2 separate regions of the Homo sapiens genome follow, and region 2 is linked to region 1. The links are chromatin loops, found by intact Hi-C in ENCODE. Cell type or tissue: B cell. All regions are shown on one strand. Each heading gives the region's core, and the rest is flanking DNA. Links, peaks and the distances in the headings are about the cores only.

The links. Hi-C counts contacts between places; a loop is a spot of excess contacts. Peaks named below come from ENCODE experiments on the same cell type or tissue, not always from the same donor. Only the 100,000 strongest peaks of a DNase experiment are listed, where the experiment ranks them.
Region 2: it touches region 1 in a loop (2.3-fold over the local background); 2 of 110 quality-filtered maps call a loop at or near these places.

The regions. Positions count from the first base shown.
Region 1 is chr2:159,933,453-159,949,759 of GRCh38, forward strand. PLA2R1 (phospholipase A2 receptor 1) reads right to left here. Exons shown (of 30, transcript NM_007366.5): 25 at 16,156-16,307; 26 at 13,967-14,107; 27 at 13,349-13,465; 28 at 11,454-11,630; 29 at 8,675-8,707; 30 at 1-8,540. The coding sequence ends at 8,326. Among named protein-coding and RNA genes, the nearest start is that of LY75-CD302, 37 kb to the left of the region's middle. RefSeq lists an enhancer at 6,765-6,814. In B cell, for the core only: a CTCF peak has its summit at 6,697 (motif pointing left); a DNase peak (open chromatin) is centred at 6,689.
Region 2 is chr2:159,870,407-159,886,713 of GRCh38, forward strand. LY75-CD302 (LY75-CD302 readthrough) reads right to left here. Exons shown (of 38, transcript NM_001198760.1): 5 at 16,014-16,124; 6 at 14,747-14,887; 7 at 11,718-11,909; 8 at 10,677-10,834; 9 at 8,853-8,963; 10 at 8,227-8,315; 11 at 7,918-8,087; 12 at 5,038-5,237; 13 at 2,045-2,187. LY75 (lymphocyte antigen 75) reads right to left here. Exons shown (of 35, transcript NM_002349.4): 5 at 16,014-16,124; 6 at 14,747-14,887; 7 at 11,718-11,909; 8 at 10,677-10,834; 9 at 8,853-8,963; 10 at 8,227-8,315; 11 at 7,918-8,087; 12 at 5,038-5,237; 13 at 2,045-2,187. Among named protein-coding and RNA genes, the nearest start is that of LY75, 26 kb to the right of the region's middle. In B cell, for the core only: no CTCF peak of the experiment used is centred there; a DNase peak (open chromatin) is centred at 8,925; H3K27ac peaks cover 1,914 bases.

The DNA.
Region 1 (16,307 bases), core at 4,208-8,207:
TAATACATATCACTTATCTTGTTAAGCCTTTCTCTACTTCTGACAGAATTAATCAGTCCCCTCTCCTTTTTTTTCTGATTCTCTTCTTCTTGATATTATTTATGTCACATTGCATTGCACTTATCATTTACATATTCCTCTCCCCTGAGACTGAGTTCCATGAGGGGAGAGATGGGGTGTTATTGGTATTTATAGCCTCTGAGCACAGGACACTCTCTGGGCCACAATAGGCTCTAAATAAATGTTTACTGATCATAATTGTTTATTGATATATTTTAAGTGCTGTCCATATACATTAACATAACAGTGCTTGCTAAGATACGTTAAAGTATGTAAGACTTCCCCATTTAGGTTTTCACTTTCTAAATCAGGGGTTGGCAAACTTCCTGTAAGGGTCCAGAAAGTAAATATTTTAGGCTTTGCAGGCCATTCGGTCTCTGTTGCAACCACTCAGCTCTGTCATGGAAGCATGAAAGCAGTCATGCACAGTATGTGAGTGAATGGGGATGGCAGCATCCCAATAACTTTATTTCCAAAATAGGCTGCAGGCTGGATTTGGCCCTGCCAACTCCTGCTCTAAATCCTTATTTTGAAAGGTGGGGAAAGAGGGAATAAATATTCCAAGCATGTATCTTGATAATCACTACAGTCAAAGTTTCTTATAAATGTTGGCAATAAGAATTATGATGTACATGCCATTTTGGAAATGTCTCCAAATTTTTCTTCTCCAAGAACAAAATGGAAACTAAGTGAGTTTTTCCCTGCTGTACCCTATTAATACTAAGGCACGAGGTTGTAGGGGATAGCAGGACTATGAGAATTAGAAGTACTGACAAGTCAGGGAAGTGACACAAAAGAAGAATGCAGGGAAAAGAGAGCAGATGGAAGTGAGCATGGCCTGCAGCAAGACGTGTCTGGCTCCTAATCCTACAGCGGATGGTGTGTTAGGTAAGTTGGAGACACACAGGGTTTTGCCCTGCTTCTCATCTGAGACATGAGAGAAAAAATGTCATATAGCAGTGGTCCTCAAACTTTTTGGCTAGCATACAAAATTGTTAAAAGAATCATGAAAGAAGGCATATTGCTTCACGAATTTCTAAGTTGACAGCCAAAATTTTTTATAATTAGGATGCAATTTTCAGAATATTATAAATAACAACATGTAAAAATAAAAGTGCCTTATCACCCTTTTAATATATCCAGTGGTGTCTAATATCATAGCAAAATGTTAACTTTTTATATTGAAATGATTTTAGGTTTACAGAAAAATTGCCAACTTAGTCCAGAGAGTTCCTGTACAGCCTCCTTCAGCTTCTTCTAATGGTACATCTCATAAAACCATGGTATAATCATCAAAACAAAGAAACTAATACTGGTACAATACTATTAATTAAACCATAGACTTTATTTTACTTTCCCATTTTCCCATAATGACCATTTTCTGTTCCATGATCCATTTGAGGATTTCAACTTGCACGTAGTTGTCATGTCTCTTTAGTGTCCTCCAATCCTTGACATTTCCTCAATCTTTCCTTATCTTTCATGACCAGGACACTTTTGAAGTGATCATTTATCTTGTGGAATGTCCCTCAACTTGGATTTGTCTAATGTTTTTTCATGATTGAGATTATGCATTTTGGGGAGGATACCAAAGAAGTCATGTGCCCTTCTCAATGCCATACCAGGGGGTACATGATGCTGATGTGGCTTATTACTGCTTCTGTTAACCTTGATCCCTTGATTAAAGAAGTTTCTCTACTGTAAAGTTATTACTTTCTCTTTGTAATTAGTGATTATTTTGGGGAAAATACTCTAAGGTTATGCAAATATTCTGTTTTTCCTCAAACATTCACCCACTAACTTTTGCACCAACTGGTAGGTCTTGCCAACAATTATTACTGTTGTGTTTTCCTGATAGTGATTTTTGTTTCTCCCATTTCTTCTACATTTATCAATTGGAATTTACTGGGGAGAAGAACTGTTTCTTCTTTTCATTCATTCATTCACTCATTCAATTGTTTACATCAGTATGGACACACAGATATTTATTGTGTGGGTTATAATCCAATATTATAATTTTTTATTGTTTGCTCAAATTGTTCCAGCATTTCCACTGGAGAGCTCCTTCAGGTTGGTTCCTGTAGCCTTCAGACATGTGCCATCTTTTTGTGAGCACCTCCTTATTTTCTGCCATCACAAGATATTCCAGTTTCATCTTGTATTTTCCTGCCTTAGACCTGCAATCAACCACTTTCTCAAGAAGCCTAAGTTCCTTTGACTGGAGATACTACAACAATTTGAATTCTATCATAATCTATTTAAAAATAGAAATAACCTCTTCAGCAGTCAGAGATATTACTTTCTTTCAATCTTGTATTTCCATTCCAACTCCCCCACAGAATTTTATCCTAATGAGATATACTTTAATTTGTGAAATATTTTATTCATTACCTTGTCATATTTTCCTGCAGTAAAAATATGTATATAAATTAATTTTTTTTTTTTTTTTTTTTTTTTGAGAGAGAGTCTCGCTCTGTCGCCCAGGCTGGAGTGCAGTGGCGCCATCTCGGCTCACTGTAAGCTCCGACTTCCAGGTTCATGCCATTCTCCTGCCTCAGCCTCCCGAGTAGCTGGGAATACAGGCACCCGCCGCAACACACAGCTAATTTTTTTGTATTTTTAGTAGAGACGGGGTTTCACCTTGTTAGCCAGGATGGTCTCGATCTCCTCACCTCGTGATCCACCCGCCTCGGCCTCCCAAAGTTGCTGGGATTACAGGCGTGAGCCACCGCGCCCAGCCTAAAATTATTTTTTAAGAAGTCCCTGTGAACATAGGCTCTAAGTATTACACATTTTCTTCTATATTGAGTTGTCATTTCAATTATTGTTAGTATACAATTGATCAGAACAAAATAAATATGTTACAAAGATTAAGATAGTATATGTCAAACTAAAATGATAGCAAATGGATCTGTTAATGAAATGGATATATCATAGATAAAAATTAATTAGTATTAAAAACTGCTAGTATAAATCAAGGTTCAGCATCAATTCTGTTCTCTCTCTTCTTTTTTTGTAGCTATACATGTTGAGAAACTCTGGTAGCAATTGCTGGTGCTGTCTGTAGTCCCTTATCCTCTCTTTCCTGAGCACACAAAGCAGAAGACTTCCTGGATTTCCTTTCAGTTAGGTTAGGTCATGTGACTAGTTCCAGCCAATGACACGCGAGTGGAAGTGCCACGTGTTTCTTCCTAAACCTGGGAACTTAACAGTTCTCTAGTGCCATAGCAGCACTGGAAGCCCCATGTTCTGGAGGTAGGACACAGCCTGGATCTGTGAGTTACTGCTTGGAGGCAAGTGTCCTGACCATAGCAGGCTTCGCATGATCAATAAATTAACTTCTGAGTTTTGTTTTTAACCACTAGTATTACAGGGTTTGTTTCCACAGCACTCTCTAACTTATCTTAACATAGAAACTTTGTTCATATAAATAAGTAGATGGGAATAAAAGGAGGTTTGTTATAACAATATCCCTCTATTACTTGAATTCCTTTCTCATAGGTGCCAAAAAATCAGTGATTCTACATTAAAAATTATTTTCTATATCAACCAACTGCTTGATTATGTTCTCCTTCAGTTTTTTTTAAAGCATAGAAGTGGAAACACCCTACTTGCAAAGTGATTTGTTACCCAGTCATTAGAATGATTCATGTCAATTTCCTACAAGTAAAATTAAAAGGCTTTACTAAGACTCTTCAAATAACTGTTCATTATGCCTGTTACTCTTTCACTTACAGGCATCTTGCTTTACCTGATATACAAATGAAGGCTGGGAAAAGTAAAATATCACTTCATTATAGTTCAGTCAATACTATTTTTCTATTAAAATGCCTTTACCCTATTACAAGCTTTAATCAGAACACAAGAGCAGCAGATTTAGTTCATTCAATTAATACAAAATGTTCATCATAAAACTTAATGGGTAAAGTCAATCCTTGTTGTCAAACCAATGAGCCAAATAAAAAAAACTTCAGAAAAGGTCTGAATTCATTTTTCAGTTCAAATAAGCTTGTTAATACTCATCCTCACAACTCACATAGAAATCTAAGATAAATCAAGCCTTGGGACTTTCTTCTGGATAACATAAGATGTTAGGTTCTTGGCAACACATGCTTCACTTTGCTTTCACCAGACTTTTTCTACAGCTTGTTCTCTGACAATAGTCAGGCAGTGGATGAGATAAATTTTCAAATGAAAGTAGCACTCCAGCTGTTCCACTGTATAATACATATTAATTCAGAATATGAACATGGGGCAAAATAACTCATTTCTAAGTCATCGCTTCAACTTTAACAGAAAAATGTCCTAACACAGAGAAAGACGTGAGGATCTACAGAATGAGTTTACAATTTCTTTATTAAAAGAAGCTTCACTGACATCAATACTTCGAATATTTTTCTTTGGAGCCATGGAGGATTTTCCCATAGTAAGATCTGAAATGAAAGCCATTTCTTTTTCTTTTTCTTTTTAAAGGTAGAGAAAGGCATTTGTGTAAAGAGAGGTGGGAAAGAAGAACCAGGGGTGCTCTCAGGTAAATCAGTTTTAAGAAAAAATATACATGAAGATTCTGGAAATTAAGTTTCTTAAATACCCATGCTCCTGTATTCCTTAGGCATGTGTCCCCAGTTTGAGGACTTTTGACTTAGAGGATTTCAACAGCCTGTGGAAGCTCCATAATGAATCAAAGATGGGTCTCAAGTCAACATCCTCTGTCAGCCACAGATTGGAGGCCCATGGAGGACTCCAGGCCTTAGGAGACAGAGGGCTGGCTATATAGGAGAAGCATGGACCCATGAATGACTGAACAGAGCAAAGTCCTCTTGCCAGCCCATGCAGGTGTGGGTGAGAAATAAACCTTTGCTGTGTTAATCCACCAAGACTGTGGGATTGTTTGCTATGGCATTTCGCCTTTCTGGACGAAAAGAGTAGCTAATGGTAGCTAATGGGATCTCACCACTGCAGGGGTGAAGTGACTGCCTTGTAGCCAAGAACTGCAGTGTTCGGATAGGGAATTCAACAGGAGACACAGCCAGTTCTCAAGAGATAAGACAGCACCAGGGACAGCCAGAATGAGGCCAAATCAAAGAGAACAGACTACAGATTAAAGCAACTGCAGACTTCACAGCAGATGCCAGCAGAATTCCCAGGAGTGAGGCCAGACAGCTATTCTCAGTGGACACCAGCTAACATACATCCACAGTAAGTTGTCACCTTCTCCCCTCAACACTACCAGGACACAGCAAGTTCTTATATATCCAACCACCATTTTGAGAAGAGTAAAGAAACTCCAAAAGACTGAACGTTTAAGTAAACATTCAGTTCAATCTTATCTTTAATAAGGAGTGGACCCTTCAAGAGAAGAAATATTTAACCCGAAAGAAGACTGTTGTAACTGTAAGAGCCCAATATATTGTTAAATGGAAAAACCCAGGCATTTCCATTACTCAGATTCTATAAAGATCCTCAGGTTAGTCATAGAACATAATTGACTGTTGGAGGGGCACATTAACTATGTGTGAATTTGTGATCCTGCCGCTTTTTTGGCATAAATGTAAGGAGTACAAGTGTAATTTTGTTACATAAATACAGTATGTAGTGGTAAAGTCTGGTGTAACCATCACGCAAATAGTGTATAATATACCCATTACCTGCTACTTTTTTTTCTTTTCGAATTATAGCTATAAAATCTAGTTCACATTAAAAATACAGATGAGGCCAGGTGCGGTGGCTCATGCCTGTAATCTTAGCACTTTGGGAGGCTGGGGCGGGTGGATCACGAGATCAGGAGATCGAGACCATCCTGGACAACATGGTGAAACCCTGTCTCTACTAAAAATACAAAAATTAGCTGGGCATGGTGGCATGTGCCTGTAATCACAGCTACTCGGGAGGCTGAGGCAGGAAACTTGCTCGAACCAGGCAGTTGAAGGTTGCAGTGAGCTGAGATCATGCCACTGTACTCCTGCCTGGCAACAGAGCAAGACTCCATCTCCAAAAAAAAAAAAAAAAAATGAAAAAAAGTTTCAAAAAAAATGCAAATATAAAAATGTAGCAGAATACTTCAGTACTATTTCTGCAAATTCAGTAATGGCAAGAAGTGTGTGATCTGTCCATGGGTCCAGATTATCTGGAGATGTTGTTCAATACTAAACATCAAAGTATGGAGCACTGAGAAGCAATACAGCTTCTTTCTGCAAAATCACTTTCCTAATGGTGTATTTTGTCAAATTATTATGTGTGACTATATACCTTGACTGGAAGGCTGGTTGATTAGCAGTTTTTACCAAGTCCATTGAAAAGAACAGAACTTTAATTCCACTCAAAAGATGGTTAAATTGGGCTTTTATACCATCTGGTGAGTTCAAGCCAATTATTTTTTGAGTCATAAATATGCAACTGCCACATAATATAATATCTTTTAAAAAATGAAGTCCCAATACTTAAAAAAATTATGGAGGTAGACTGTCCCAGTGTGTAAATTATTATAACAGTAGCAAAGAGCTGCTTTTGGAAGCTGGATTAACTGTTGCAGGCCACAAGGATTCCATTCTTAGTGGTATGCTCTTCAAATTGTATTTCTAATGATGATGGTTTGCCTCTTAGAAATTCATTCATACTTTCTCTCAGAGCTCCCCCTTGTGATTAGTGGCCACTGGTTTTGAGGCAGTTGGTTGTAATAATTAAAATGCACACTCTCAGGGAGGCCCTGAGAGTCCCCCAGTTTCTCTCTATCATGGAACCTTACTTCATTTTCATAACCACTTGCTATTTTATGCATATGCATTTCTTTACTGAGTTACTGTCAATTTTCCCTCATTAGAAAATAAGTGGCATGAAAAGATAGCCCTTACCCCAAGTTGCTCACCTTAGTACCTCTGTTTCTAGAACAGCACTTTTTTGAGGTGGGGTCTCATTCAGTTGCCCAGGCAGGAGTGCAGTGGTGCAACCATAGCTCACTGCAGCCTTCAACTTCTGGGCTCAGTTGATCCTCTTCCCTCAGCCTCCTAAGTAGCTGGGACTACAGGTGCGTGCCACCATGCTCAGTACACTTTTTTCTTGATAAAATTCAATAAACAGTTATGTAATGAGTAAATTTTTAGATATTGATTATGAAGCTGTTTTCTTTATAAGGAACTAATAAAGGAAAATAAAATCTGTAATTTTTTATTTACAGACAGTATCATAATCATTATTTACCATCTACACTAACTAGACTAATATAAAAGGAGATCGTTCCCAGAAAATAGTTTATTAAATAGAACACCTAAACTCATTTACATAATAAAGATATCTAGATTACTAATTTATTTAGTACTTCTCAACAACATCTGTCTGGTTCTAATGAGACTATAATTCAGATCTTTAGCTCTTCTCCTTTAAATCCAAGTTACATTTTATATCTTCCAGTTATTAAGAGTGTTACATATTATTTTATATATTTAGTTTTTCAGAAAGTCCATGAGTTTTAACAGTACAACTGTTAAAGTTTCAATATATTACTTTAAGCTTATGTATAAGACATTTTAAAATATCCAACTTAATCATCATTTAGTAATTGAAAGTTTAAGGCCACATTTTAACTATATGGTTGTTTATAAAAGTGTGCTGCTAATGAAGGTCTTTGCCATTTAAAAGAAGGTATTTTTCTTTCTCCTTTAGCTTGAGATGTTAGACCTAATAAAAATGAATGTCACCTTAAATATCAGTTGAGAGCCCAGAACCTGTGACCCTTAAGCACAGAAATTAGTATTTTCCAAATCCTGCTATTAAAAGTGAATTCAAAAGAAACAACTAAGAATCCTCTCAGAAGCCCTTTCCTTTTCCTCTCATATACAAGATTAATTTTTTTTTGCTTCTTTCTGTCTTTCTTAATGGTACGAGTGCAGGTAAATGTCTGAATAGATACCAGATTAGTTTTAAAATTCCCCCAAATTTTAGTAGAGATACATTAATGCAAAAACTATTATTCGCATTGATTTCAGAGTTTTCAATAGGGAGTTTCTTTTAATAGTTCTTGTCTTTCTGAAAAATAACCAATGCATAATTTACCCCTTTTAAGAATGGATCACAGTTTAGGGAAATGAATAAATCAAAACCCATCTGATTTGGTTAAGATTCAAAACCAGTAATCACTTCAAGAATAATTAAAATAGTGACCCAATTCACATTCTAATGGCATCTGTGCTGTAAAGGGAAAGACAGATGAGACTCCTGTTTAGTCTTCTTTACTTACCCTGGTGTCTGTGGCATTCTCTGACCTCATTATTATTGGTCACTCTTCTCAAGATCAGAAATGAGAATATTTTCTTCTAAATATACTGTACTAAAGTTGGTTGCAGGATAGTAAGGATTCCGAAACCCTGCAAGTCTCCTGAAGAAGCCACCGTTATGCTTGTATATGCAGAAGGAAAGTGTGCAAATGGCCACAATGACTATCAGTGTCAGTACAACCGCAAGAGGAATGATGCTGTGACTTGGTCCTGAAAGAAGATATTTTTCTTAAAAAAAGAAAAACTTCAGTGGCGATGAAGTAATATAGATACTGTCATACAGCTGCTTTCTATCTTATTATTTCTAAGAAAAATCAAAATGTTTTGTATGGTTTCAAACGTACCTTTTTCTGGCAGCGCCTCTGCAGTGTGAATATCTAAAATCAAATACAAAAATTAAAATGAGGTTTTTCTTTTAATTCAGCAAAAATATGTCATTACTTACTCAGGGATCAGCAAACTATGGCCCATGACCCTATTTTTATAAAAAATGTTTTACTGGAACTTAGCCACACTCATTCATTGATGTATTGTTACAGCTGCTTTCCTGCTACAATGGCATGTAACAGAGACCATATGGCTCCCAAAGCCTAAAATGTTTACTAGCTGGCCCTTTACAGAAAAAGTTTGCTGACCTTTGATTTATTGTAATCATCGTTATTAGTGCTCACAAACATACACCCTGCTTGTTTTTTTTAAGCCAAGAAGTTTCTATTCAGTCCCAGCACTGTGCTGCAATAAATATAGAGTAAAATATAAACCCTGCATACAAGGAACTCACAGTTTTGTTGGGATCTTATATGGAGTTTGTCCAGCAATGATAATCTGCCTGACTCTTTGTAAGGATTTTTAAATCAGCATCTTCTCACCTTTGTGATCTCATGGGTCTTGGGGAATGAGCAACAGCTTCTCCATCCAAAAAGTTAGAGAGTTTCTGTTTTAAAACTTTCTACTGTAAAAACACATCTTTTAAGTAGATGTTATATCAAAATGTGAACTCTTCTATTTTTGATCTAGGTAAAGATCCAGAGAAAGGTATAGAGAATGAACCAGAGGAAGATGAAGAAATGGATTTGTGAGCAAAAGAACTGCCTTGATGTCCTACTGATGCTCATTCACTCTGATAGACATGAAAAAAATCACAACACTGTTACTAATAGCAAAACCATACTTTTAAAACCAGACTTGTTCTTTTTTTTTTTTTTTTGAGGCGAAGTCTCACTCTGTTGCCCGGGCCAGAGTACAATGGCGTGATCTCGGCTCACTGCAACCTCTGCCCTGGGTTCAAGCAATTCTCTTGCCTCAGCTTCCTTAGTATCTGGGATTACGGGTGTGTGCCATCACACCTGGCTAATTTTTGTATTTTTAGTAGAGATGGAGTTTTGCCATGTTGGCCAGGCTGGTCTCGAACTCCTGACCTCAAGTGATCCAGCTGCCTCTGCCTCCCAAAGTGCTGGGATTTACAGGCGTGAGCCACCACCCCCGGCCCAGACTTGTTCTTTTAATATAAAAACAATGCCATTTAACGTTGCATTAAACTGTCGAAAATATGTATTATTGTGTTTTTATGAAGACACTTCTTTTAAATTGATGCATATCAGATGCACAAATTTTCAGAACACAAGTGATAATTGAATATAGTCATATAATTTGTATAGTGTACTTGGGATAACCATCACTTTAAACATAAAGATACATCTTTAAGAAAGACTGTTAAGAGTGTTTGTTCTCAGGATAGAAGCAGTGGGCGGCATGGAAAGAGCACTTAGAAAACTTAGAGTTTTCTCTGTAGTCCTTGATGTAGCCTCAGTTTGCACAGGCACTTTTCCCGTCTGTAAAATGGGGATATTTAAATTGCTCCACTACCTTGGAAAGCTGCTGCGAAGGATGAAACAGGTGTCATCTGCATTATAGGAAACTTTAAAGTCCTGTAAGACATGAGGTGTTTCTGATTTGTTCTTGATATTTAAAAGCTAGTGATAACTTGGGCACATTATTTATCAGGCTTAGCCATGTTTTTCTTTTTTTTTTTTTTTCTCTCACACAGAGTTGAGACTCACACTGTGGGGGTTTCAAACATTGGTGCCCACACCTGCAGTGTTTTCTTCTTCATTCCCAGCTCAAATCAGTCAACAGGGCCGGTGATTCTCTCTTCCTATTTCTCCCCTCCTCTTTCGTTCCTAGTTTAATCACTCAAATTACAAATGTTTCTCTTCATATCCTCATGAGTTCTACTTCATCACAGGTGTCTACAGAGCACATAGGGGGTCTGTCTCTTCCACCACAAAGTTCAGCTCTTTAGCCTGGCACTCTGTGAAAGGATCCTACATTACCATCCAATTTTATTCCCATCACCCCCTGACGTGAGCCCTTTGCTCTAATTGAAACACATTCTTAGTTGCTGCCTTTAATCAGGCTGGGCCTTTTCCTCCTCTGTTCCAGCTTCTATAATTCTCTTCATCCTTTGGGATCCTAAAACCTCATGTCTGAAGCCTTCTCTAGCAGTACAGGCCACAGCAATCCCTCCTTTATAATACTGACATCTAGAAATTGCTGTAATTATTATAGACATTTTCCCACCATCAGTGACTAGAATTTTCTAGCTTAGATTTCTAAAATTATTGTTTTTTTTAATTACTAAACACTAAGTATGTTACTGATGATTAAGTTAAAATGTGACTTTTATGACACATTATGCTTGCAACAGGGAATCACATCTTCTTGTCTACAGCAAATATACATAAGCCTAGATTATATTTCCTGAGGCCAAACATAAACCTTAAAAATTCTGAGTAGCAGTCACCAGAATGAAGGTTGCTGGTTTACATTCCTAGTTCTATTTGCTTGAGGGAAAATGATTTTTTGCCCATTAGGTGATCAACCTGGGTGACACAAGAAAAATCATAGTCTTTGAGTTGACTTATAATGATTTTTTTTCTCATATCAGAGAAAGAAGGAGCTGAACTATTCTCTGACTTGTTTGGTGCAGAACACAACAATAATGTCAGAATCTATCTGAATACTCTCTCAACTTGGATTTTAAAACCTTTAAATGCTAAAGAAGTCAGTCAACATTAGTTAAGGTAGAATCAAAATGAAGAATTACTCTCTGACTTTACCTACCTGCCTCCATTTTACATATAAAGCCTTTTTTTTCTTGACACGGGGATAGCTGCCATAATCCTTCAGGGATCCTCAAGGCAACACAATGATGGGGCTTGAAGTAGTCTGTGTCTGGCTTCCGAATGCCCCAGTTTGACTGGTCTGTGGGAGTTCCATCAAACCACTTTATGGTTTCATCTGTGAGAAAATTGCTGACTCATTATGAATTATGTGCATGGTTATCAAACATACTAAGACTGGAATTAACCATAAAAAGCAGCCCCTGAATTTTTTTATTTTTTTATTTTTATTTTTATTTTTTTATTATTATACTTTAAGTTTTAGGGTACATGTGCACAATGTGCAGGTTAGTTACATATGTATACATGTGACATGCTGGTGCGCTGCACCCACTAACTCGTCATCCAGCATTAGGTATATCTCCCAATGCTATCCCTCCCTCCTCCCCCCACCCCACAACAGTCCCCAGAGTGTGATGTTCCCCTTCCTGTGTCCATGTGTTCTCATTGTTCAATTCCCACCTATGAGTGAGAATATGCAGTGTTTGGTTTTTTGTTCTTGCGATAATTACTGAGAATGATGATTTGCAATTTTATCCATGTCCCTACAAAGGACATGAACTCATCATTTTTTTATGGCTGCATAGTATTCCATGGTATATATGTGCCACATTTTCTTAATCCAGTCTATCATTGTTGGACATTTGGGTTGGTTCCAAGTCTTTGCTATTGTGAATAGTGCCGCAATAAACATACGTGTGTATGTGTCTTTATAGCAGCATGATTTATAGTCCTTTGGGTATATACCCAGTAATGGGATGGCAGCCCCTGAATTTAATGAGACTCTTGAACTAATACATTCAACTCAGTAAATACAGTGATGTACTCAACATCAAAAGGTAGGCATTAATAAAGTTGCCTCTTTATTTTAGGTACAGTGTTCTTATTTAGGTCATTTAGGTTATCATGTTTCTTAATGTGACAGTTTGAATTTTGAAATATTCCATATATATATATAATCGATTTAAAGAAATCATTTGATAAACAAAACTAATCGAGTAAAGAAAAATCCTTTGAAGTCCTAACATCTTCATCATTACAAAATGGCTCACTTTCTAAAAAGATTTTACAGTGAATTTCTTTAATACCAAGCCAGCCATGTACCAAGGGGGTAGGGGCGGTAGGAGAGTCCATCCCATGTGTGGGCAATAGTGTATTGTCTGAAAATAATTTAAAACTAACAATACAGCTAACTAAAAGTTGGTCTGCTTTTTATTATCACCATCTGCTTGAAATTCTAAACAATGTTGGTGATTAAAATACTCCTCCTCGAAAGGGTAGGCTCACCCCCAACCTTGGTACACCACTGTAACAAGCTCTCCATACCAATTAAAATAATTTTCTTCACAAGTACCTTTCAATAACCATCAATTACATAAAGAAAAGAATACCATGCTTCCATTTTATTACAAACTCTGGTTTTTATGAGTAGCAAATAAGAATCCTAACAGCACAGTTCATCATGGAAACATTTCCATAACTCTATTGTGCTTTTATAACATTTAGAAACCTGGGATATTTTCCAGTAAATATGGTTTTGGTATGCAATGACTAAGTCTGTGAACACAAAGTTCCAGCCAAGCATCTTCCTGCTAAGGGTAAAGATAAACATGTTATTGTTTGTTTTTATTTTTGGTGTTCTGGGATTATTTTAAAAGACAAAAGGGTAAAGAAAAGGGTTGCAATGTTGTTTTTGGAAGAAATGGCTTTAGGCTTCATGCTATTTTTTCTCAGAAAACGTATCCAAGGAGAGTTTTCTGGCTCACAGATGCCATTATCATCAGCTTTAACAACCATGTATTTATTTATGTCCTCTCCTCTACCCAAATCACTTACTGTTACCATCAAATTGAGCATTCAACCAAACCATCTGGACAGAAGAACCAAAAGCAAACAGCTCTTCTAGGAGAAATGCATTTTCAGCCTCATCCTTGATTGTTAAAAGATTAGAACCTATAAGAGAGACAAGTAGCAAAGGAATATTTGTGTTTACACATAAATATACTTTAAAAAATGTTTCCTATACTATTAATTGTAAAGCTCAGGTTTTGAAAAGTGAAAATTTCCATTATAAAGAAGAGACTTTAAATTAAAAAAGTAAAACCACATTTTTTAAAAGATACAAGCTTGCACGTCAGAAGTTAAGGCATAGAATATTAATTTTAGGGAACATTCAAAATTCATAATGCAAATGCATGCAAAAGGAACGTTTTCTTCAGAAAGTGCAGTATGCTGAGACATCATCTTAGGTTTCCAAATTCTACACTGGACATTGTTTCATATAGTAGCTGTCCTCCAAACAAGCAATTTCAATAGTATTTATTTTTTCAATAGTTTAGTTTTTGTTGCTCCTAAAGTCACTAAATAATGGGATGAATAAAGAAATCCACATTGTTTACTGAAATGGCAAGAAGGAGCACATGAAAGCATTTTTACCATCACAAAAACAATTACCTTCCTTTTTGCAAAATTCATGAGCAGCCTCAAAACTCATACTGTCTAGGACTGTAGAAAAACTGTAGCAATTACTTTTAAATTTTATCCAGGGAATAGATGTTTCTGAGCACAACTCTGGGTGTTCAGATTGTCTTGTTTCTGTGAAGAAAAGCCAGTTATGATTTCAGGGTGGTGACTGGGTTTATTTATTGAGATAAATATTACATTACATTCTATAAAAGATCAAGATAAATATATGTAACAAGATTTTCATGGTAATACTCTGAAAGATTGGGTTTCATGTAAATGATTATAAAACTAGGACCAGTTTATAGCATTTCTGACAGAAATAATCTTTACCTAAACATAACAAGATATGTTAAGGCACAGCTTTGTAGGCTTAGTTTGGGTGCTGCCTGGGTGAGGGTGGCTCTTTCATGTTTACAATTAGCATCCTAAAGGTTGGAACAAGCAGGGGCTATGACTCCCAGAGAGAGTGGCAGCTGACTGATGCTGGTAAAAGAGATTTCCAAATGTATGCATTTCATGCAGTGCTGTGTATCACAGATTTGAAAAGTCCTTACCCACTAATAAACCTGTGAAAGAAAATAATGCATTCAATAAAGTATCATAACATAGCATAACATAAAATAAATAAGGGAACTCCAGAGGGACTTTATTTCAGAGAGCAAGCATGAGAGTTAGACACATCCATGCTGAGATCCCGGCTCCACCACTTACTAGCTGCGTGACCATGGGCATGTTACCTTGCACTTGGTTTCTTTATCTATAAAAGAGAGCTAACAACAAAACCTTTAAAAATATTTTTTTTAATTACAAAAAACTTTTTAAAAGACAAAGTCTCACTCTGTCACCTAGGCTGAAGTGCAGTGGCACAATCACAGCTCACTGCAGCCTCAAACTCCTGGGCTCAAGTGATCCTCCAGCCTCAGCCTCCCAAGTAGCTAGGACTATAGGCACGTACCACCAAGCCCAGATAATTGAATTTTTTTTTTTTTTTAACGAGTCTCACTGTGTTAACCAAGCTGGTCTCAAACTCCTGGCCTGAAGAGGTCCTCCTGCTTCTGCCTCCCAAAGTGCTGGGATTACTGGTGTGAGCCACACAGCCACCTTCCTTACAAGTTGAGAAGTTTCAATGAGTTAGAGCCTGACACTTCTTAAGCATTCAATAAATGCATTGTTATTGAAAGGACAAGATTCCAAGAAAAGGCAAGTGCTAACAAAAAAAAAAAAAAAAAAAAGGAGAAAAGGGAAGGACAGCTTTTATGGAGTTTTAGAAGTAGAATTAGCTTTTCCAAGATATATGTGGCTATCATTTACATTTAATCCTGAATTGTTTTGATCTAAAAATATATAATTTGTATGTTATTTGATACAGTACCCAGAATGTAAGTAAATACATGCACTTTTACTAAATGAGAGATTTAAAAGGAGGCCAGCTTGTGTTAGTGAATTCTATGCAGGAAACTTGATTTCTACTCTTGGTACTGGTGATGGACAGCTGTGAGACACTTAGGAAACTATTTAATGCTCTGAGTTTACATTTCATTTTTAATAAAGGGGTTAGGCCAGGTGAACTTTAAGTGTAAATGAGATATTATGTAAAGTGCAGAGCCAGATATCTAGTAAATATCCAAACAATATCACCACCATCATTATTGTAGCTCTGGAATCCTATCAATCTTTTATTTAAACATGAATCCTCAAAGTCCTCCACACATGCTTGAAGCCCATGTTTCTCATCTAATTTCCCACCCCTCCCTTACGCCTAACCTGCATTCAGGCAAATCCCAACATCGGCTTTGTCTTACGTAAGCCTCGTCCTGTCTTCCTTCCCCATTTTCATCCAGCTTTTCTCCTCAGAATGCCTTTCCATGTCCCATTATTACCCATCTACACCCACCTATTTATCAAGGCCCATCTGCACTGCCATGTCCTTCAAGAAGCCTTTCTACCTTTCTCCAAATGAATACAATGCATTCTTTTTCTTGATAACCCCCATAACATTTGCTACCTCTCTTATATCATTTTGTAGTTCTGTTATTCTTTACATCACCAACCAGACCAGAGGCTTCTTGAAGAGAGACTTCTTACTATACTCATCCTCATATCCTTTGCTTAGCACAGTGTCTTGCATACAGTAGTTAAATAAGGTATATTTTTGAGTTGAATAGAATTGAACCTACCAGGTGGCACATGACAAATGGCACCTTGCAGAAATGACTCGCAGGCTGTGCTATGCCAGCGTCCGTTGCTGTCGGCAAAAACGCAGTCACCAAGGAGGGAGGACTCCTCATCTTTCCAAAAAGTGAAAGAAGATTTGGTGCCATCAGACCAG
Region 2 (16,307 bases), core at 7,408-11,407, 60 kb before region 1:
TGCCACTGTACCTCAGCCTGAGTGACAAAACAAGACTGTCTCAAAAAACAAAACAAAAAGCAAATCTGGAAAATATAGAAATTTTCAAAGAAAACATTCTATTCATTTATTTTTTACAGACAGCATCTCACTCTGTTGCCCAAGCTGGAGTGCAGTGGCACTATCTTGTCTCACTGTATCCTTGAACTCCTGGGCTCAAGTGATCCTCCTGACTCAGCCTCCTGAGTAACCAGGACTACAGGTGTGTGCCACCATGCCCAGCTAATTCTTTTTTTTTTTTTTTTAAATAGAGATAGGGTCTCCCTATGCTACCCAGGCTGGTCTCGAACTCCTGGTTTCAAGCAATCCTCTCACCTCAGGCCCCCAAAGTGCTGGGATTACAGGCATAAGCCACCACACCCAGCCCATAGAAAAGACTTTAAAAATCACTCAAAATCTTACTTCCTAGAGATATAATAGCCATTACCCTTTTTGCAGTCTAGTTTTAAATGTAAATAGTATATTTTTTACTCTTTGATAATCTGTCTTTTCCTCTGCTTAATATATATAAACATTTACACATTATAGTATTGTTTTTATCTTAATGTGCAGGAGTTGAATTTCAAACCAAGATTAACAATAGTGATGATATAGGGATACTTACCTTTTTCTGACTTTCAGGGAAATGCACTTAACAATGCTTCATCATTAAGTGTGATATGGCTATTAATTTGAGCTATTCTTCTATTCAAATAAGAATTTACATATTAGTTATATTTACTAAATATAAGTGTATATTTATGTATTAAACCAGGAATGAATAGTGGATTTTACCCAATGCATTTTCAGTACCTATTAAGATGATCACATGACTTGTGATTATTAACTCAATTGCTATTTGAGTAAATATAAGACAAGCACATAACATAAGCAAGTGAAGTGGGGTCAAGAAGTAATAAATTAGAGACCTGGCAAATTGGAGAGTCAGGCCCCATTTCAGGAGGCCACCAGCTACTCAGCACTAACTTTTATCTGTTGCACAATGAAAATGTTGCTAGTTGCTTTAATTTTTAAAATTAAAAAATTTAAAAAATTTTTAAATTTTTAAGGATTTTTATTAGAATTTCACAATTTTGTAGTATTTTGTGGCCCCTTCCTCCCAGGAAAAGAACATTATAGTCTTAGAGCTGGATAAGTACTAATTGGCAAGCTTTGTTTTAAGTCTCTTTCAAAAGTGCAGAATTGGACTTTATTATTATTGAACAAATTTGCAGACTCACACTTAATCAAAACTGATAATGGGCTGGGTGTGGTGGCTAATGCCTGTAATCCCAGTACTTTGGGAGGCTGAGGTGGGCAGATCACCTGAGGTCAGAAGTTCGAGACCAGCCTGGCCAACCCCTTCCTCTCTGTGTATATATGTATATATGCAGGTATATGTGAGTGTGTGTAGATATAAATACACACACACGCACCTTGTTTTTGTTTTTTGTTTGGTTGTGTTTAATTACTTAAGATCAAACTCCTTCCCTTGCAAACAAGGACATTCCAATTTCATATCCAAATTCCATTTTCTAGCTAATTTGTATGACTCATTTCTCCTTGACCATATCTGTATATTCTGGTCTTAGTTCCTTTGCTTATGTTCTGTTTTTTTTCTGGCTCCTTCTCCTTCTCCTATCTTGCCTTTTGAAATAATACCTACCTTCCAAGAATCAGCCTTCTTTATGACATTTTTCCTGATTATACTCCCAGAAACACTCCCTCCCTCCTCTGAATTCCCAAGGCCCTTCCTTGCCTATATTCTAGATTTTCTGCCATACATTGCTGTTGGACTTTATTAAACAAAGGGTAGGGAATACATCTCATTCATTTTTAGATTCCTCATAGTGTCTGCACATTAAGAGTGCTTAATGTTCCATGACTGCTAAGCACCAAATGACCTTTTAGATAATAAAACATGTCCATTTTTTTTCCAACAGAGAGTGAGGGTAAGAACATGTCAATTTTGAATATCTAGAGGACATCAAATTCAGCATAGAAATTCTCATTCTTAAAGTATTACCTGAACTGGTCCGTTAAAAAGTGAAGAAATTCCTTTATTTCATCCACATGGCTGAAGCTAGAAAGGTGTGCTCCAAGGGCTTGGCAGAATCGTTCAGCTTCTTCCCAGTTCCTCTTTCTTACAATTCTTTCTGCATGGAATACCTTAGCAAAATATAATATTAATTTGTTTTATGGTATTATCATAAAGTATTTCATAGTGCTAAAGTCAATTACTGTCACATGTGTGGGCCCCTGAAATGAATTCTTAAAGGTGTAGTGAAGGCATAGGTAAATGCACATATACTGAGACACAGACAGGTCCTGCTGAAAGTGTCAATTCAACTAAAGGCCAGCACAGATGCCAGTCCTTGTGGTCAGATGGATGGCCTTCCTCAGCCAGGCTGGGGAACTATTCCAACAAGATCCACGTTCTCCTGTATTCCTAGGACCTTGAAAGATAAAATGAACCAGGAGGCAAGGCTGTAAAGGATACATATAAATGCTTTGGGAGTAGCCTTTGGCAAAGAAATGTGCTAACAATAGAAATTTCGAATATAAGACACAGTGACCCACACAAAAATAGCACTATTTTCTGACGAGGAACAACCAAAGAGCAGTCTGCACTGGTGTGTGAATATTGACAGAAAGTGGCAAAAGTAAACCTGGAACTTGGGCTGTTTCAAAAGAAGAAGAAAGGAGAAAAAGAAAGAAGAAGAAAGAAGAAAGAAGAAAGAAGAAAAAGAGGAGGAGGAGGAGGCAGAGGAGGAAGAAGAGATGATGACACAATGACAGGATGAATTATATTTGTCCCAATTCTTCAGTTCCTTGTAATATAATTAGATGGTCTTGCCACAGCCCCCTGGTGGGCGGAGTATACGTCTTTGTACCTTGGCATGGGGCTTGGCCATATGACTTACTGTGTTGATGGGATATTAGTGAAGGTAAACTGAGCAGAGGCCTGAAATGTGCTTATATGGTTGGCTTGCCTTCTTGGGCTCCAGTGATATACCATGAGAACAACAAACCCCTGTGAGCTGTTGCCCTTTTAGCCTGAGCTCTAGAAGGAAGGGCTGGAGCCCAGCACAGCTGACCTGAAGTTGGGAGCAGAGGTCACCATTCAAGCCCAAACTAGATCAGTCAAACTCTAGCTGGCCTGAAGATCTGTGAGAATGTGAGGCTAAATGTTTGTTGTCATAGCCACCGAATTTTGGGATGGCATCTAGTGGTTTGTTTATGGAACTAGCTGACTGATGCAGACCAAATATATATATAAATATATATACATATAATAAAAATACACATAAATATATACATTTTGTAAAAATATACATAAATATATACATTTTGTAAAAATATACATAAATATATACATATAGTAAAAATACATATAAACGTATATATTTTGTAAAAATACATATAAACGTATATATTTTGTAAAAATACATATAAACGTATATATTTTGTAAAAATACATATAAACGTATATATTTTGTAAAAATACATATAAACGTATATATTTTGTAAAAATACATATAAACGTATATATTTTGTAAAAATACATATAAACGTATATATTTTGTAAAAATACATATAAACGTATATATTTTGTAAAAATACATATAAACGTATATATTTTGTAAAAATATATAAACGTATATATTTTGTAAATATATAAACGTATATATATTTTGTAAATATATAAACGTATATATATTTTGTAAATATATATAAACGTATATATATTGTAAATATATATAAATATATTGTAAATATATATAGTAAATATATATAAATATATTGTAAATATATATATTGTAAATATATATATTGTAAATATATATAAATATATTGTAAATATATGTTTTGTAAATATATAAATATATATATGTTTTGTAAATCTATATAAATATATACATATTTTGTAAATCTATATAAATATATACATATTTTGTAAATCTATATAAATATATACATATTTTGTAAATCTATATAAATATATACATATTTTGTAAATCTATATAAATATATACATATTTTGTAAATCTATATAAATATGTACATATTTTGTAAATCTATATAAATATGTACATATTTTGTAAATCTATATAAATATGTACATATTTTGTAAATCTATATAAATATGTACATATTTTGTAAATATATATAAATATATATATTTTGTAAATATATATATAGTAAATATATGTAAATATATATATTTTGTAAATATATATATATTTTGTAAATATATGTAAATATATATATTTTGTAAATATATGTAAATATATATATTTTGTAAATATATGTAAATATATATATTTTGTAAATATATGTAAATATATATATTTTGTAAATATATGTAAATATATATATTTTGTAAATTTATGTAAATATATATATTTTGTAAATATATGTAAATATATATATATTTTGTAAATATATATACATATATATTTTGTAAATATATAAACATATATATTTTATAAATATATTTATAAATATATATATTGTAAATATATTTATAAATATATTTATAATATATATATTGTAAATATGTTTATAAATATATATATTGTATATATAAATATATATATTTGTATATATACACACAAATATATATATGTTTGTAAAAGTGTAAATATATATACACTTTTTTTACATTATTAGGAGTGCTGGAGCTGTTAATTTGACAACAAGAATTAGAGGAATATGAGGATCATAGGCATAGTGGCAGTATGGCATATAGTACACCAACTTACTGGGAAAAAAAGACCTTGGGGTGGAGCCACTTCTGGCTTTGGGCCTGCCCTTTCAGGTAGGACACGTGCAGGGTGTGGGGCTGAGGCACCTCACACCAGAGGTTCAGCGATGCCCTGCCAAGGACTCTGTGCTCCAGAGCACTTTAGTTAGGTTACATAGTACTATGGAGAAGAGCATAATTTGTACAAGGACATGAACAAGGGTAGTGGAAAAATAACTTCATTGAAGGATAGAATGAGAATGTCACTTTACCTTATAACAAGAAAGACTTGCGGGGAAACTCTGCCAGCCTTCAGGACAGGGGTCATCAGGCTTAGGGGATGCTTCTTCAGGCCCAAGGGGTCCACTCATTTTCTTGCAAATTGAAAGTGCTTTGAAGCTTCTGCAGTCCTTCACCTCCCACTTTCCAACAGACTTTCCAGTAGACATAGCCACGCAGCCGCCCGGGGAAGCTGGGATTGAAGTGGAAAGCTCAATTAAAAATTAAAACGTTAAAGTTCAAACATTTTCTAGTGTTTCTACTCTTTACTTCAGCCAAGTTGGGGAGAGAGAATAAAAAAAAAATGGAACAAAGAGAGGAAAGAAATATGTTGTTCAGAATAATAATGACAGGTGTTTATTATTTGTAAAGTACTTTTTGAAAAAGATTAATCCTCATAACAAACCTATGGGGGGATTCTATTGTCATAATTTGAGGTACAGTGAGAATGAAGTGACTTGTTCAAGGTCATAGAATTAGTAAGTGGTTGCCCCAGGATTTGTGCCCAGGTGGTCTGTTTCTAGAGCTGTACCCTAAATACTACTGCTGCTTAGGATAGTGGTTCAAATTAGCTTAAAAACTTTGAGCAGTTTTTAAGAAACTTAGTTAACCTCAAAACACAACTCTCCCAGATTCTGATCCAAAGGAAAAGCTGGTACAATAAAGGTAGAAGGAGGTATGTGGTAACATACATTTGTTTACCGTTAATTTTATGACAGTCATAATTTTATGTATTCATAACAGTATTAAAAGGTAGTTTGAATTATCAGTTCCATTTTGTAAATGAAGACTAAGTAACTTGCCCACAGTCAGAGTTAGTGAATGGTAGAGTTGGGGTTGAAACCAGATTTGTCTGACAAAACATCATGTTCCATTTTCCATTACATCACACTGCCTGAAGCAGGTAAAAGACAAGAAGAGTTACATATACTGAAAAGTAATAGGACAACTTCTATCCCACCAAACAGAGAAGCCACATAGTCTCATATACACAAACAGCAAGAGGAATAAGAAACTGGGAAAAATAATTGCCTTGCTACCCTGAATGGGTGTGCTATTTTTCCCTGTTCAGTCCTTCTATCCACGGTGTGCCCATGATAGACCAAGTTGGCTGAGGATGGGTGCAATAATGGTAAAGAGAGCTTCACATAGCCTTTCTGGTCATAGAATGGAGGAAGTAGTCATGGTAGCTACTTCCCAAGCACCTCTCCAACCACCAAGACTTAGTTATCAAGAACGTCACCTTTACTCTTAGTGTCTATAAAACAAATCTGGCCAGGCACGGTGGCTCACGCCTGTAATCCCAGCACTTTCGGAGGCTGAGGTGGGTAGATCACCTGAGGTCAGGAGTTCGAGACCAGCCTGGCCAAAATGGTGAAACTCCGTCTCTACTAAAAATACAAAAAAAATTAGCTGGGCATGGTGGCAGGTGCCTGTAATCCCAGCTACTTGGGAGGCTGAGGCAGGAGAATTGTTTGTACACGGGAGGCAGAGGTTACAGTGAGCCGAGATCGAGCCATTGCACTCCAGCCTGGGCAAGAGGAGCGAAACTCCATCTCAAAAAAAAAAAAAAAAAAAAAAAAAGAAAAAAGAAAAAGAAAAAAAGAAATCTATGTGCTTTATCCATTAGAGTGTTCTTAATCTGAGATTTAACCAGGATCAACATCTGTATACTCTATCTTTTTCAGACATAAAAGGATGACTTTGTTACTAGCAACATCACTCATGTTGATGGTGATGACCATGTGTCCTAACTTTTGTGGGCATTTTCTATTTCAAATAACATGTTCAATTGTAAGCTCATATTTTCCAATCTCTGTGTTATAAAAAATAGTCTTCATGATCACATTAGACCAACACAATAAAATATAAATAATTCACAGGGTGAAAAGTAGAATGCTTTATACTGCTGTCTTATTCAAAGCCACTGGCTTAAAAATCAGGAACTCTGGATTTCATTAATTCAATAACCAGATGATCTTTGTCAAGTAAATCACCTTTTAAAGTCTCTGTTTTCTTAACTCTAAAAGTATTTCTGAGGTCCTTTCCGGCTTAAGTGTTCTGATTCTATGGCAAATTATGGTCAATGCTTTAGGCTGGTTGGAGAAAGAGGAAATAACTTTCAAAATAAATAAGAAGCCAGGCACAGTGGCTCACACCTGTAATCCCAGCACTTTGGGAGGCTGAGGCAGATGGATTACTTGGGGTCAGGAGATCGAGACCAGCCTGGCCAACATGTTAAAACCCCATCTCTACAGAAATACAAAAAGTAGCTGGGCATGTTGGCATGCACCTGTAATCCCAGCTACTTGGGAGGCTGAGGCAGAAGAATCACTTGAACCTGGGAGGCAGAGGTTGCAGTGAGCCGAGATCACACCACTGCATTCCAGCCTGGGCAACAGAGTGAGACCCCATCTCAAAACAAAAACAAAAACAAAAACAAAATAAATAATACAAGATAGCCTCCATAATTCTTACCCATTGAGAATAATGGAAGAAAACACATTCAGTTTTGAAAATAGGTTAAGAAGCAGAGAGATGAAAATGTAAAGAGCCTCACACGGGAGCTTCTAGATTCTATTTGAGATTTACATGGAAAAGATTTTAAAAACTCACACTGGTGCTTCTAGCTCTGAGCCATTAGATGGTGGTTTGGGAGAACTAAGTTTTTGAATTTCTTTCATTGGATTATTCCCAAGGACATAATAGGGAAGACATAGCCACTGCTTCTATTTATGGTTCCATAGATAGACTCCAATCCTGAAGATCATCATGTCCCTCACATTTCAAAAGTAAGTGAGGAACATCTTTGGGAGGAGTGCTGCCTTTCACTAGTCACAGTATACTACTACTTCAAAGATTAAGACACTCACCTGGCTCAAGAAAATTCCAGTTGGAAAAGGTTACAGCCCGCCTTCTTCCACCAACAGTTGCCCAGTTATACTCTCCACAAGAATCTACATCTCTCAGGCCAGTCCAGAAGTATTTTCTTAGAGATTTATCATACTTTTTCATCAAATCATTTAGGTATTCTTGCTCAAATCTACAAAAGGAGAATCAAATTGGCAAGTGTTTCACAATGATTGACTCTATTTGAAGATGCACCTTTTACTTAGGAAGACTGTTTGGCAAAAGAATTCAGAGTTGAAAGTTTATGAGTACAAGTTTACTGATGGTCACACCTGCTAGTGATAGTCAGATTGCAGTTTGTTCCAAAAGGGACCTCATCCTCATAAATCTTGTAACAGGTTTCTCCATGTCTCTTCCAGCCCTAAGTCAGAGGAAAAATATTGTCAAACTCTTTTCCAGACTTGATGGTGTCCCGTCTGGCAAGCATGTTTCTGCTACATTGATAACGTCTTAGAACTTGTGGAAATTGAGGACATGGCTATTGAAATCATACATGTGATGAGGGTGGGATGCAATTTCACAGATAACCTCCACAAGACTGTGGGCCTGTGTCAGACAAAAAGTATGGGTTACTTCTCATATGGGTGGCTGGCTCATCATAAGAGTATAATATTCACTGGATGAATTATTTTTGAATATTGATATTAGTGGGGGAAGTAAAGACATCAGCCTTGAGGATAGTAATTCTACAAATATTTATAGAAATTTTCAAGTTTCTGCTTCTGTAAGAAGGCCAATATGCTATGACTCACTGCCTTCTGGCTTGTTCTAACTTAAATGAACAGAAGCTAGTAGTTTCCTCTATTTTATAAGTCTGAGTTATTTAAGTCTCAGCTACCATTTCTAACCAAGAAGTTGTAATACTGCTTGAGAAAATTTACATAGGGATTTTACCTACCTCATCTGGAGGACACATCTTATCAGAACTTGCGTCATTCAGTTTTTCTCCCTTTCTCTTGCATACATATTTTAGTTTCTCCTCACATGATTGGACTTTCCACTGACCTAGCTTTGAAAGGAGACAAAAACATTTGCTTGGAAAGGAAATTATTTACCGCATATTCAGAACTGAACTCACAAAAACTATGACAGAGACAGAGAGAGAGAAATGAATATAAGTGAATTATCAAATGTGAGAACACACTCCTAGAAAATGCTACTCAACAGGCCTGCAAAGTGATGGCTCACAGCCAGTTACCTCAGCATCACCTCCAGGTCACAGTGTGGATAAATTTCATTTTCTTATAAGAGTAGCAATAAAACCATCAAAGCACACTTAGTATAAAAGTTGAAGAGAGAAGAACTCAGCCCACAGTTCCAGCATTCTAGTCTTCTAGACTAGAATGGCATAGCCAAAGTTTGAAACTTTTAGGTACATCATCAACCTCCCTTTCTCGGTTTCCTCACGTGTAAAATGATGATGGTGGCTAAAATAGCTATTCTCCATGAATTCTAGGTCAAAAGTTTCTTTCAACTCTACTTCAATCTGGACTTCAAAATTCTCTCTTTCATATATGCTACTTAACATTAATTTGCTTAATTGACTACGTCACTTTGCTTTGTTTGAATTAAATTCTAATAAGTCGATTGTGATAAGGGTCAGTTTTGAACATTGGAATGCTGTCTAGGTATGCCATCAATTCACTCTTGCCCATGGGAACACTTTTCCATTTCTGATGTTCTTCTAAAGACATGTTGGATGTCCTTTTAAATAGAGCATCAAATGTGACACCTTTCTAAACTTCTTTTAAATACACATAATATTTATTGCTTCCACTTAAGTCTCTTTAGATGTCTGAGTGACACAGTCACTTTCATAACCAATTAGGGGTCCACAGGAAAGTGATACAAACAAAACGTAGAGGTACATATATCTTTTCTGCTCAAGACACAGCCTATTTTGGATTATTAAGTAAAAGATGTTCAAAAAATGTTTAAGCATTCTATAGGAGTAAGGTGGTTTCTGAAAAATGTTAGGCCTAGTTTTTAAATAAAACCATTTTTTTACTTCTCAAAGTAGTATCGATATAAAACAATCTGAACATGAATTTGGAAGATGGGATTTTTCAGGTTAAATTGTGGCTATCTGCCGAATATCACACTGATGGCAGAAAGGTGGGTGCAGGCCCTGGTCCTGAGAGAAAGCAGGTTGCTAGAATCAGTCAGCACAAGAATGTGAGTTCTAAAGGGATTCTCTGTATCTGTTTGAGACCAGAAAAGATGCTCTCAGATAGGATATGGGTTGCTTATTTAGTAATTGCTTTTATTTACCTTTTTAAAGTAGCTACCAGAAAGACAGTCTAGACTTTAGATTATTTGTTGCCAACCTTTGACACCAGGGACCAGTTTTGTGGAAGACAATTTTTTCCACAGAGGGTGGGGAAGAGGATAGTTTTGGGATGAAACTGTTCCACAAGGAAGTGCAACCTAGATCCCTTGCATGTGCAGTTCATAATAGGGTTCACCCTCCTAGGAGAATCTAATGCTGCTGCCAATCTGACAGGAGGCGGAGTTCAGGCAGTAATGCTTGCTTACCCGCCGCTCACCTCCTGCTGTGCGGCCCAATTCTTAACAGGTAATGGTCCGTGGCTCTGTACCCTGATCCAGAGTGCTCTTACCTTTTATTTTCCAGCTTATACGCAAACTTCCCAACCAAAGAAGTCTTAATATTATCATTAGGTAAAACAGGAAGAATATAAAGAAACCACAGGAGGTTTCGTACCTCTCCTAAGTAGGAAACACAGTTGGGCGTCTTATTGTAGGGAACATTTGGCTCATTCTCATCCCAATATGTTAGAGTAACTTCAGTACCATCTGACCACTGAAATAAAGTTGGTATGTTTATGTTCTTAAGGCCTATCCACACTTCTTCTTTGATATCTAAAAGAAAAATGTATTATTTGTTTGGTTTTGCTCAATTAAATACTGTAATATGTACATTGTTATACAAATTTTTATATTCTGATATGGAGTTTTAAGAGCCTTTGTAGTATTCTTAATTCGGTTATTAATATGTTGATACGACAGGCAGGTTGGGTAATGAAGGCTTTTCAAGTAACTTATGCAAGTAAAGTACACAGGTAGAACATCTGCAGGCTGGGTGTTCCTGATATCTGGTGTAGATAAACTTTGCTTTGTGGGGTGAATGAAATTCTATAAATACAATCATACATATCCCAATTTGAATAGAAATACTGTCCACTGCTGCCCTGGTATGACTCTGCTGCCTTCACAAGTGAAACAAGGAGCACCAGGCTGGCACTGAGTAGGTACCTACTCTTAGCTATTCTAGCTAAGAGTTCTATTCTAGGAAGAGATCATAATACTGTCCGTCTAGTATATTTTCCTTTACCAGTCTTTAGCTTTCAAATAATTACAAAAGTGAAGTAATTATCACTTAAGTTTTTTGAGCAACTTAAATAGAATTTAGCTCATGAGAAGAGGGAAATCAATCAATGGCAGTACTGTCAAATTGGTTGCCACTAGGCACATGCGGCCACTTAAATTAATTAAGATGAAATAAAAGTAATAATTCAGTTCCTCAGTTGCCCTGGCTACATGCCAACTGCTCAGAAGCTGCATGTTGCTAGTGACCACCATACTAGACCAATTGTAGAACAGTTCCATCACCAGAGACAATCCTATCTGACAGGGCTGATCTGTGGGATCAAACTGTAAGCTTTTCATTCCCACAAAGAGTCTAAAACCAGGGATACTTTAAAATGGCTTAAGCCTCTCAAATAGGGTATTTTTAAAAACTTACCCTCATTATGGAGTTTTGTGACAACCACCTCCACATCTGCTAGAGAATGAATGCTGATTAGGTCACTACTGAAGGCTTTGCATTTCGCATGTGCCTTATCCCAGGAATTACTTTCATTTACCAGCAGATAGCAAAATCCATTATTTGGCAGCCAGCCTGCATCACAGCGGGTATCTGAGTATGTCCAGACATCTGGGGGAAAAGCAGCTATTTATATTCCAGTAAAGATACATCTATTGTGAATCAATAACATTGCAAATTCTTTTTTCTTGAATAATGAGAGTCCTGGAAAACTGGGGACGTGATGTCAGATGCTACGGTGACATGAATTCATGTGGTGCCTACCACATAAATGAGGTATATATAGCATCATAGGAATTCCCGCTGGGATTCAGAAAATGATGTGACTTTAACATGCTTCAATGTGCTATATGGCTGAGCACAGACTATTAAGGGCTTGGACACAGTCAAGGGAGATTGCCCTTAGTCCAAGTAGACAGTAGAAAGATGTGCCTTAAGTCATTTTCTGACAAATTTTTTCCTGGATATGGAATTTGTTAGGTTTCCCTCCAGTCTCTGTCCTTGAGAAGATTATAAGAGGGCAAGCCTCCTTTTCTTGTATGGCCAGCTTAGCAAGGGGATGTAGATTAACGCTCACCGTTGAACAAAGGACAGGCAGAGATTTAAGGGACAGAATAAGACATTTATACACTTCGCATCCAAGAGATGAGAGGGCAAAGGTTACCCCTGGACTTCTTTCCTCCCCTCTGCTAGACAGATGGTCCTCATGGAATTAGTGATTCTGTTTTGACCATGAGAAAGCTCACAATCGAAGGTCTAATCTTTCCAGATTAGAAAAAAAGAATGAAGTATGAAACCCCACAGAATACTTCTATCCCCGTTAACAAAACCAGAAAGTGAGTTGGTTACTCAGACTTCACTGATTTAGAACCATTTGGAATATTTGTTGTAAGAAAACACAGCATCTCTGGGGACTGTTGTGGGGTGGGGGGAGGGGGAGGGGGGAGGGATAGCATTGGGAGATATACCTAATGCTAGATGACGAGTTAGTGGGTGCAGCGCACCAGCATGGCACACGTATACATATGTAACTAACCTGCACAATGTGCACATGTACCCTAAAACTTAAAGTATAATTAAAAAAAAAAAGAAAAAAAAATGTGGACAGTTTGTTTTTTTTACTAAAGGATAAAGTGATTCAGATTCAGCTAGCCTCTTACACTTGCGAGATAACTCAATTAACTTTAATATTCTGAAATAGCATGTATTATTGTTATATTTTATAATTATGATAAAGGAACAGAGGAAAAATATCACCCATAATGGAACTTAATGCAATCATTTTCATATTCTAGTCTTTGTCTCAATGAATACATATTTTTACAAGATTAAAATGATAAGTAGGCATATCATTTGGTTTTGTTCTTTGTATTTTCCTGCTGGCACAGTTATTTTAGTAAATGCATATTATTCAATCATGTGGAAACATCATGATTTATTTAATAATTGCTACTGCAAGGTATTTACTTAATCTATCATCAATTGCTCTAGTTTATTTTCATTTGTGCTGGCTTTTCTATTATGCCTTTTGTTGTATGGACTAAATTTGGTTTGAATCAACTTGGAAGACAAATGTTCATTTCCCCTATTATCTTAAAATATCCCCTCAGATTCTTTATTTTATATCTAGTTTTTCCTTAAAAATTGCTCTATACTCCTTTTTAGATGACAAGACATTTGAATGCTTTATTCCCTTCACTCACAGTTCCTTAAAGCAGGACATTTAAAAATCATCCTTTCCCCTTGATATGGTTTGGCTGTGTCCTCACCCAAATCTCACCTTAAATTCCCATGTGTTATGGGAGGGACCTGGTGAAAGGTAATTGAATCATGGGGGCAGGTCTCTCCCTGCTGTTCTCGTGATAGCGAATAAGTCTCATGAGATCTGGCGGTTTTATAAGGCGGAGTTTTCCTTCACAAGCTCTCTTTCTTTGCCTGCCACCATTCATGTAAGATGTGACTTGCTCCTCCTTGCCTTCGGCCATGATTGTGAGACCTCCCCAGCCACGTGAGATTGTAAGGTCCATTAAACCTCTTTTTCTTCCCAGTCTTGGGTATGTCTTTATCAGTAGCATGAAAACGGATGAATACATCCCTCCAGCTTTGAGTATTAGTTTCTCTCATTTGGTGAGGATGTAATTAAATACCAGGTATACATCAGGCCCTGTGCTTGACAGTCAATACACTCCTCTTCTCCATTCTTTCAAAAACTCCTCACACCCTTCCACTCCTCAAAAACTTCAGCTGTTCTTGTGTCACTTTCATCCCCAAACACCCTGGAAAAACCCCCTTATTGTACACATTTTGTCCCTCTGCACCTCTCCTTTTTTACTTGATTTTTCAATGCAAAGACTTGCCTGACAGAGAAGGATAGAAGAGGGCTGGGTGCTGTGGGGCACAAGGTAGAGAAGCCTGGGCTTACTCCTGTGTCTATAGGTTTTGCCTCATTACGGAGGCATGAACTGCAGTGGTTCTCAGACTTGAATACGCATCAGAACCACCTGGAAAGTTTCTTAAAATACAGATTGCTGGACCCCATCCTGTAGTTTCTGATGTAGCAAATCTGGGGTGGGTCCTGAGAGCTTGCATTTCTAACAGGAAGAGGTGATGCTGATGCTGTTGGTCTGGGGACCACCCCTGGAGAACCACTGCTCTGGAGAAAAAAGAGCCACACACGAACAGAAGTATATTTCCTATCTCGAATATCTCTGCCTTCTTCTGGGCGCATACATATTTATATTTAATATTCTTCATTACCTCAAATAAAGCTTTATTCATATATGGTTGATAATATCTAACCACAGGGTTAAAAATCAAGTACTTTTCTGTACTGTCAGTATCAGGAGAAGGAAAGGTGGAAACGGATGTTGGAAAAGATTTACTTGTTTTCACAAAACTATGATTTTAAGACCTATTTGTCTATTTGTATGAGTATGTGAGAAAGATACCTGTTAACTCCACTGTATTATTTAATGGTTTCCTGCAGACATAGGGCAGTTGAGCTTCACAGGAAAAGCTCTGCCACAGACCAGACTCAGCATCCATTCTTGCACAGCTGGAGCCACCTATAGTAGGTGCACTGGGCCTGTCTTAAAAGGGAACATTTTTCAAAGCATTAGAATGAGAAAGTTAGGGCCAGGATGGTGTCAGAAAGAATAATTTGTATTCCTAATTTTATGCTTTTATGGGAACTCATATTATAGTTAAAACTTAACTAAATTGAAACGTATAAGCCTCAATGAATAATTATGTGCTTAAATATGTCTTTCTTCTAAAATATAGAATCTAAAGGGAAAACATCATGATATGTTGTAGTTAATTTTAAAAACAAAAACCAAACTTTTTCCTCAAATGACTTCCAGGCCATATTCTATGCTTAGTAGCTCTTAATCTGCTACTCCATAAAATAAAAATATTAATTTATCATTGTCATGCCATTAAGGCCTTGAGTTAAAGATTAAATTATCTTTAAATATTCTATTTACTGAAATAATAAAAGTATTACTTCATTTGCTGGTAAGGAAATTTAGCAAACTAAATTAACTAAAGTGGCTAATTTGAATTTTATTGCTCTTAACTCAGTTTTCCTACTATGTGTGCAGGCAGCTTTATACTGAAATTAGTGTTAACTTTAGGTTCTACATTTGTCATAAGCCTAAGATTTTATTTTTCAAAGTTGTCTAATCCTTCCTTTGGGAAGAATGCTTTTTGGCTAAGTGGCATTTTGCTTGTTTTATTCCCTAAAAGACTTTCTTTGAGGTATTTATTTGTATTATAAAATACAACCATTATATTGTCAGTACTTGGGTGCTATAGTGGGGAGAGACCCCAAGAGTTTGAAAACGAGCGGATAATTCCATATTAGAGTTCAGCTGCAGATGAAACACAGCATGGGTGAGTTATAGACATGCCAAGTCCTTTAGGGACATAGAATGGCTCCTGGGCCATGTGGTGGAGCTCATTTTGCTCTTACATAAAAATGTAGGGTTGTTCTAAAGGTCTAGAGGTTCAAATGCTCAGTTGTCCATGGTGTGGTTCAGCTTGGCAATAACAGTACCACAATTAAGAATGGTTTAGGAAGAAAAAATTCTTCTGAGAGGTAACCATAGTAAGAGCTGCCAAGATGTGAAACTTTTCTAAGCTATTGGTGAGTGAGAAGCTTTTGCTTTTTTGAAGATTTGTTCTGTGCAGAGGGGGTAGGGAAAGAGCAGTTACCTGGATCCCAGTTGAGAAAGTTTAATGGTTTGTGGTCTGACCATTCCCAGCCTCTAGCAGAGTATAGCTGATTTAAACCAATCCAGAAAATCTTAGCAATGCCTTCTTTTTCTGTAAGAATTAAAAAATTTTTAAAAAGTGACAAAGTTGCCTAAGTTATTATCTAAATTAGACTTATTCTACTAATAACAAACAAATCTGCAGACCTTGATTGTAAGGCAGCAATCCCTGTAGAGGGCTGTTTATGCATCAAAGGTAGGCAATGCTAATAGACAAAAATCTTCAGACTATTGA